Regions from separate parts of the Homo sapiens genome. Here region 1 is linked to region 2. The links are chromatin contacts, found by Hi-C or POLR2A ChIA-PET in ENCODE. All regions are on one chromosome and are shown on one strand. The core of a region is the stretch at or near the end of the contact, and the rest is flanking DNA. Distances in the headings are between cores, read along the strand shown.

What was found. Hi-C counts contacts between places; a loop is a spot of excess contacts on that map. ChIA-PET counts read pairs that join two places held with the same protein, here RNA polymerase II (POLR2A). Pooled maps may share reads with other maps.
Region 1: a map of naive thymus-derived CD4-positive, alpha-beta T cell shows a loop between it and region 2 (13-fold over the local background). The contact joins the enhancer-like site here to the promoter of DRG1 in region 2. A Hi-C loop is called at or near these places in 7 of 168 maps with a recorded cell type or tissue (B cell, CD4-positive, alpha-beta memory T cell, CD8-positive, alpha-beta T cell and 2 more), 17 of 37 single-sample maps with no recorded cell type and 19 of 50 pooled maps. POLR2A ChIA-PET finds 5 or more read pairs at or near these places in 10 of 52 experiments (AG04450, B cell, CD4-positive, alpha-beta memory T cell and 7 more).

Annotation. Positions count from the first base shown.
Region 1 is chr22:31,633,789-31,637,103 of GRCh38, forward strand. All of the region lies in intron 3 of PISD (phosphatidylserine decarboxylase), which reads right to left. Among named protein-coding and RNA genes, the nearest start is that of MIR7109, 14 kb to the left of the region's middle. RefSeq lists a silencer at 317-366. Within about 2 kb of position 2,048, at least 8 of the 41 ENCODE cell types and tissues checked have a DNase peak (open chromatin) inside an H3K27ac peak, as active enhancers do; they include dorsolateral prefrontal cortex, where a contact is called at or near this core.
Region 2 is chr22:31,397,772-31,401,389 of GRCh38, forward strand. It overlaps DRG1 (developmentally regulated GTP binding protein 1), which reads left to right and starts at 1,833. Exons shown (of 9, transcript NM_004147.4): 1 at 1,833-1,954; 2 at 2,849-2,972. The coding sequence starts at 1,913. RefSeq lists a silencer at 1,493-1,772 and enhancers at 1,860-2,765, 1,893-1,942.

The DNA.
Region 1 (3,315 bases), core at 798-3,297, 240 kb after region 2:
CCCACCTTCCAACCAGACCTCCACCACACATATTTTCAGTGGGGAAATGCCTCTGGATTTTGAACAATCACTTACAAGTGAATTTCCATTAGGGAAAAAAAATTGTCTGGAAATTTACTTTCCTACCTTGTATTTATTTCCTTCAGGCCATGGAGTCCTTTATTTCCACGCCTCCCACTCTGTTAGGACTCCCTTGGGTGGGAGTGCCACCTAGTGCCACTGTGAGGCTCTGCAGGCTCTCAGGCCACCTGCAGATGGAGGCCTCCCTGCCTCAGTCAAGCCACCTGTATTCTCTGCCAGGTCCCAGCTGTGTGAATTTCATGCACTACTTCTAAGGGGATGCCCTGTGCCAGGGAACAGAAGGTAGCTGCGGAACAGGGGTAAAAGGTGTCCTCAGCTAATTCTCATTTCCTGGCTCTTGGCTAATTCTCATTCCCTGGGGGCTGGCAGAAGCCCCTCAAGGAAGATGGCTGGGGTCTTAACGGCTAGTACAAGAAACCACAGGCAGGCATCAGCCTCCCCAACGTCTGGGCAGAGAGGCCAGGCAAGCACAAAGTGCCTTCAGGCTATTTCTCTACACACCAGATTCTCCTATCCCTGCCCAACTCCCCACTCATCTTTGAGAATCGTTTTTGGCAGTCCCACTAGCCTGCAAGATGTCCCGGATACCCCTGGCACATTCAGAGCCCCACCAGCAGCTCCCCAAGGGCCCTGCCCAGGCACTCAGGAAGGGCAGACTGGGGTGGAATTCAGAAAAAGTGCTTTAGGCCAGACGTGGTGACTTAGTGTCTGTAATCCCAGCACTTTGGGAGGTCAAGGTGGGCAGATCACCTGAGGTGAGAAGTTCAACACCAGCCTGGCCAACATGGTGAAACCCCATCTTTACTAAACATACAAAAATTAGCCAGGTGTGGTGGTGCACGCCTGTAATCCCAGCTACTCGGGAGGCTGAGGTGGGAGAATCGCTTGAACCTAGGAAGCAGAGGTTGCAGTGAGCTGAGATTGCCACTGCATTCAGCCTGGGTGACAGAGCAAGACTCCATCTCAAAAAAAAAAAAAAAAAAAAATAGAAAAAGAAAAAGAAAAAGTGCTTTTAGGCCTGGCACGGTGACTCATGCCTGTAATCCCAACACTTTGGGAGGCTGAGGTGGGCGGATCACCTGAGGTCAAGAGTTCAAGACCAGCCTGGCCAACATGGTGAAACCCTGTCTCTACTAAAAATACAAAATTACTCAGGTGTGGTGGCACGCACGTGTAATCCCAGCTACTCAGGAGGCTGAGGCATGAGAATCGCTTGAACCTGGGAGGTGGAGGTTGCAATGAATTGAGATCGTGCCATTGCACTCCAGTCTGGGCAACAAGAGTAAAACTCCGTCTCAAAAAACAAAACAAAACAAAACAAAACTGCTTTTAGGTAGAGCCTCCTGGCAGACAGCTTCATGCAGGGCTGCAGGTATCTTGAGTCGGCCATCCCTCGATTCCTTCCAGCCCAGAAGTTTAGCCTTGTGTTTAAGTTCCATGTCTTTTTTTTGGAGACAGAGTCTGACTCTATCCCCCAGGCTGGAGTGCAGTGGAATGATCTTGGCTCACCACAACCTCTGCCTCCCGGGTTCAAGCAATTCTCATGCCTCAGCCTCCCAAGTAGCTGGGACTACAGGTACCTGCCACCACACTGGGCTAATTTTTGTATTTTTAGTAGAGATGGGGTTTCACCATGTTGGCCAGGCTCATCTCAAACTCCTGACCTCAGGTGATCTGCCTGCCTCCCAAAGTGCTGGGATTACGGGCGTCAGCCACCATGCCCCGCTGAGTTCCACATATTCTTGAGACACGGTCCCTCCGCTTGTCCACACACTGACCGCTCAAAGCCATTGGAGGTAGCTCCCAGGTGGGTCCTGGGCCACCTGGGGGCATGGCTGTATGAGCCACCGTTCCGCCCTCTGCGATCTCCTCCTGCCCTAGAGTGAGCCCACAATTCTCTGAGGTCAGAGCTGGCCCCTGCCAGCCAGTTCCAGTGGCATAAGAACACTACAGGAGTTCAGGTGGCACTGGGGCAGGCAGGAGGCTCTGCTTCCCTGCCAACTTGACTATTTGCCCATTTCCACACTCACACCTATTAGGTAAGAAGTAAAATAGTACTAAAGCTCCACTCCCTGCCAGCATGGGGCCAGGTATTTACATACACATCACTCTTATTTAACAACTTTATGAGGGCATGAATGGCCCTATTTATAGATGAGAATAATAAAGCTACAGCATGTACATCGCTCACCAACATGGAGAACACGTCCGATACTGCCCACTACCAGGTACACCGCGGCGCCAGGACGCGTGCTGAGCACAGGCCCATGGGGCTCCAGGAAGGGGACAGGGAGAGAAGGAGGACACAGGCCACTTCACAGGGTTCTGCCTTATGCTTAGGCTGAATGGTGGTAGACCAGACAGGCTGATCTGTCTTTATTCCTTTTGATGAATTGGAATACTGTACTATACATTTTTTTTTTATTCTAAACGGAGGCTAGAAACAAGGAAGCAGCGCTCAGACAGGAGTGAGCATACCTGCAAGCCCAGCTGAGTAAGGCCTTTCCTGCACTGCTGCTCCCCAAACACCTCAGCCCTTGCCACAAGCCCCCAGGGCCATGCCTCAAAACAATAAAACCACCTTCCGGGTTCAAGCGATTCTCCTGCCTCAGCCTCCCAAGTAGCTGGGATTACAGGCACCCGCCACCACGCCCAGCTAATTTCTGGGTTTTGTTTTTTTTTGTTTTTGAGATGGAGTCTCACTCTCTCTCCCAGTCTGGAGTGCAGTGGCACGATCTCGGCTCACTGCAAGCTCTGCCTCCCAGGTTCACACCATTCTCCTGCCTCAGCCTCCCAAGTAGCTGGGACTACAGGCGCCCGCCACCACGCCCGGCTAATTTTTTGTATTTTTTTTAGTAGAGACGGGGTTTCAACGTGTTAGCCAGGATGGTCTCGATCTCCTGACCTTGTGATCTGCCCACCTCAGCCTCCCAAAGTGCTGGGATTACAGGCATGAGCCACCACGCCCAGCCTAATTTTTGTATTTTTAGTAGAGACGGGGTTTCACCATGTTGGCCAGGCTGGTCTTGAACTCCTGACCTCGTGATCCACCCATCTCGGTCTCCCAAAGTGCTGGGATTACAGGTGTGAGCCACCGCGCCCAACCTTTTCCCTTTTTTTAAAAAGATTACATATTCGTTGGGCGCAGTAGCTCACGCCTATAATTTCAACACTTTGGGAGGCCAAGGCAGCTATATCACTTGAGCCCAGGAGGTTGAGACCTGCCTGGGCAAC
Region 2 (3,618 bases), core at 583-3,082:
ACTTGTTATGTGCAGGAACATATCTGATTCACTCTCTACTCTGTCCCCAGTGTTGTCACAGTGCCAGGCAGCAGTTGGAGCTCTGTAAATAACGATTGCATGAACAGGATGGCCACCCAGGACTCGGGAAAATGAGTATTACTCTTTGGTGCCTATTGACAGTTCAGGGCCCCAAGGTGGGTCCCAGGGTGTCTTTGAGCAGTAAGTGTTAACTTATCTGCAGGCCTCATATAATAGATTTGCTAAGGAGCACCTACTCACAGAGCAGTGATGCCCTTGATATTGTCAGCCAATTAATTCCTTAAGTACTTCAAGTTAGGATAGGCCTGCTGATTTGATTTTATCTGTCTTTTAAGATTGATCTTTGATCATGTCCCATTCCAGCTGGACCTCCTCATCTTCCCTCCTCCATTGCTAATAGTGTGGGATCTAATTACCTCATCATCCCTTAATTTATTTATGAAAAAGGCTGAGGTTAAAGAAAAGAAAGAAGAAACTCTCTTTGGCCCTTTGGGGACCTTCTGTAAAAGCTTTCCCTTCTGTTTCTCCCTCTTTATGCACAAGAAAACCTCCCTTTTTTGTCTCTGGGAAGTTAGAATAGTTCTTGTTTACAAATTTAACTAAATTAAACTTCCCTCCCAGGGCTGGGTGGAGGCCAGCCCTGTGGGTTAAGCCTGGCCTGTCGACTGTGGGTTAAGCCTGGCCTGTCGACTCCCGCTGGAATAATCAATCTATCAAAACAACCCATTGATCCTGAGGCAAACCGCTTTCAAAACCACCACATAGTTCCTGGACGTCCTGGCTTCCTCATGACACTTGGGGAAGAGGAGTCTTTTGAAATTTTAAATTTTATTATTACACAAGTAATACATGGATACATTCGTCTTGTAAAAATTTAACTTCAAAATTCTGTGGAATAAAATGTGAAAGGCCTTTTCTTTGCATCCCATCCCACAGTTAAGAGCTTCTGATGTATTTTTCTGTTTAGGCCTTTAAACTGCACGTTCATACACGTACACCTATATAAATGTACATTTAATTTTAAAAATAACATAAATGGTATCACTACGTAGGTGCCCTTCTGCTAGTTGTTTTCCCATTTAACATGTCCTGGGTAGCCAGTCAGACCACAGATCTACGTTTTAACGGCTGTAATCATATTTCAAAAACAGGATAGAGGCATTATTCATTTATCCATTTTCCTACTGATGGGTGTTAATATAGATTTCAATTTTTTGGTATTACAAACTATGTTGCAAGCAGCAGTTCTCTGGGAATTATCCATTCAAGTATGCACTTATTTTGGGCTCCCCATGTGCTCTACTCGGGGTTCGGAGTAAACAAAACCGACCTAAAAATAATTTTGAATGATAGAAAGGGGGCATTTTCTTTATCCAAGGGGGTGAGGCAGGCTGAAGATGGGTCTCTACTCCCTCCAAGACCATGGAGGGCGTCGGGGTGTCACCCCAGCTGTGAAAAAGGGACCCAGGACCCGCAGATGCTGGCGAGGAACAGGGGTGCGGAGCATGAGTCGGCTTTGCACCACGCCCTGGGGTCTCCAGCACTGAAGCGTTCAGTACCATGCAGAGCAGCTGGGAGCGGGTCCCGCTGGGCGGGGCCGAGCTGCGCGCGACCCTCGGCGCGCTCGGGGAGGCCCAGACAGGGGTGGCCTCTCTGGCCTCCGCTCCCGCGGGCTCTATGACACCGCACTGGCTCGCGGGACGGGGCGGGGTCGGGTGAGGGGGAGGAGACAGCCCCACGCTTTGCGACTCGCGGTGACCCCTACGCGGAACTCTCTCGCGGTAATTCGAAGTACCGCGCCTGCGTGCTGCAGTAGCGCCTGGTGGCGGTGGCAGTTTGCCCGCGGGTGTGTGAAGGGAGACAGTGTGGAGGCCACAGGGTACTCGCCACGATGAGCAGCACCTTAGCTAAGATCGCGGAGATAGAAGCAGAGGTAATGGACGCAGCTGGCGGTTCACTCTTAGTCTGAGCATTCCTTCTTTGGTGGCGTCGCTCCTTCCTGTTCTCCTTTGAGCCGCGTCAGGACCGGGCCTAGATTCCGCGACTTCTCTCAGCGAGGCCCGTGTTCCGACTGCCCTCTGCCACGATTAGGAGTCCCCGACTCTCCTCAGTCAGGGCCCCCTTTCCCCTCGTCCCGCGTCTACGCTCTCGGACTCCCCTTTGCCCGGGCCCGCGTTCCGCACCCCTGCACCTTAGGCCCTTAGTCCGTTCCCCCTCCCAGTGTTTGGCTCCTGTTCTGATGTTGTTTCTTTCCGTTTTGCTCTGAGAAACACTGAATCCTGTCCCTTATTCCATCTCTGACTTGGTCAGATAGTTCAGGATCTTTCCTCATCATCCTTCGCTGCGTCCCCCTTATTCCCCCTTTTCCCAGTGTCTACCCTAATGACCCCCTGATTCAGAGTATTTGCTCCCGGTAATCGGATCTGGAAGTAAAATGACATCTGTGTGGGAGCAGTTTATTCCGCCTGGATAGTGTGTGATTCCATTGCGTGCGGCCCTGAGAGCGCTTTACAATTAGGAAAGTGGTGTCCCAGTGTTAGATGGATCCAAACAGCTGCAAATAGTAGAAAAGGAACCCGCAGACGGGTTTCAGTCTAGTCTGGGGGCACTAATTGGAATGACCTTAATCGTCTTTCCTCTTTGGGCTTTGCTTTGCTTTGTAGTGAGGGAAATGAGCTGGATGGAGGAGATAATGGACTTTTACTCTTTTAAAGCCTGTAAACTGGGTGTGCTAACATTAGTAGGACTTGGGGAAAAAAATTATCCTCTCAAAGCTGGGGGAAGCGTTCACTGCTTCTAATTTATGGCTGTGATTCCTCCCTTTTAGATGGCTCGGACTCAAAAGAACAAGGCCACAGCACACCACTTAGGGCTGCTTAAGGCTCGTCTTGCTAAGCTTCGTCGAGAACTCATTACTCCAAAGGGTGGTGGTGGTGGAGGTCCAGGAGAAGGTTTGTGTTCTTCTTCAATATATATATTTTTAGGTATAATTTTTGTCAAAATAGTACATACATGTGGTTTAAAAATAACTAAAGATGGCCCAGTGCAGTGGCTCAACGCCTGCAATCCTAGCATGCTGGGAGGCTGAGATAGGAGGATCACTTGAGGCCAGGAGTTCAAGACCAGCCTGATCAACATAGACCCCCATCTCAAAAAAAAAAAAAAGTTTTTTAAAAACAGAAAAATAACTAAAGATGTTCTACTAAAGTAGATTTATATTTTCTAAGCATGAATTCTTGAACTGTGTTTATTTTTATTCTGCCGGTTTCAGAGGCAAATGAATATTGTCTAAGTGTACTGTAGTTTTATTTATATCCTGCACTGATACAAAATAGATTTACATGCGCTGGGTGCAGTGGCTCACCCTTGTAATTCCAGCACTTTGGGAGGCTGAGGCGGGAGGATTGCTTGAGGCCAGGAGTTCGGAACCAGCAAAGCCCTGTCTCTATGGGCTTAGAAATGAGGGGTCCCCATAGGTATGAAAGAAGATGTACCAAAAAAAAAAAAAGGCTGGGTGCGGTGGCTCACGCCTGTAATCCTAGCACTTTGGGAGGCCAAGGCGTGGATCACGAGATCAGGAGTTCAAGACCAGCTTGG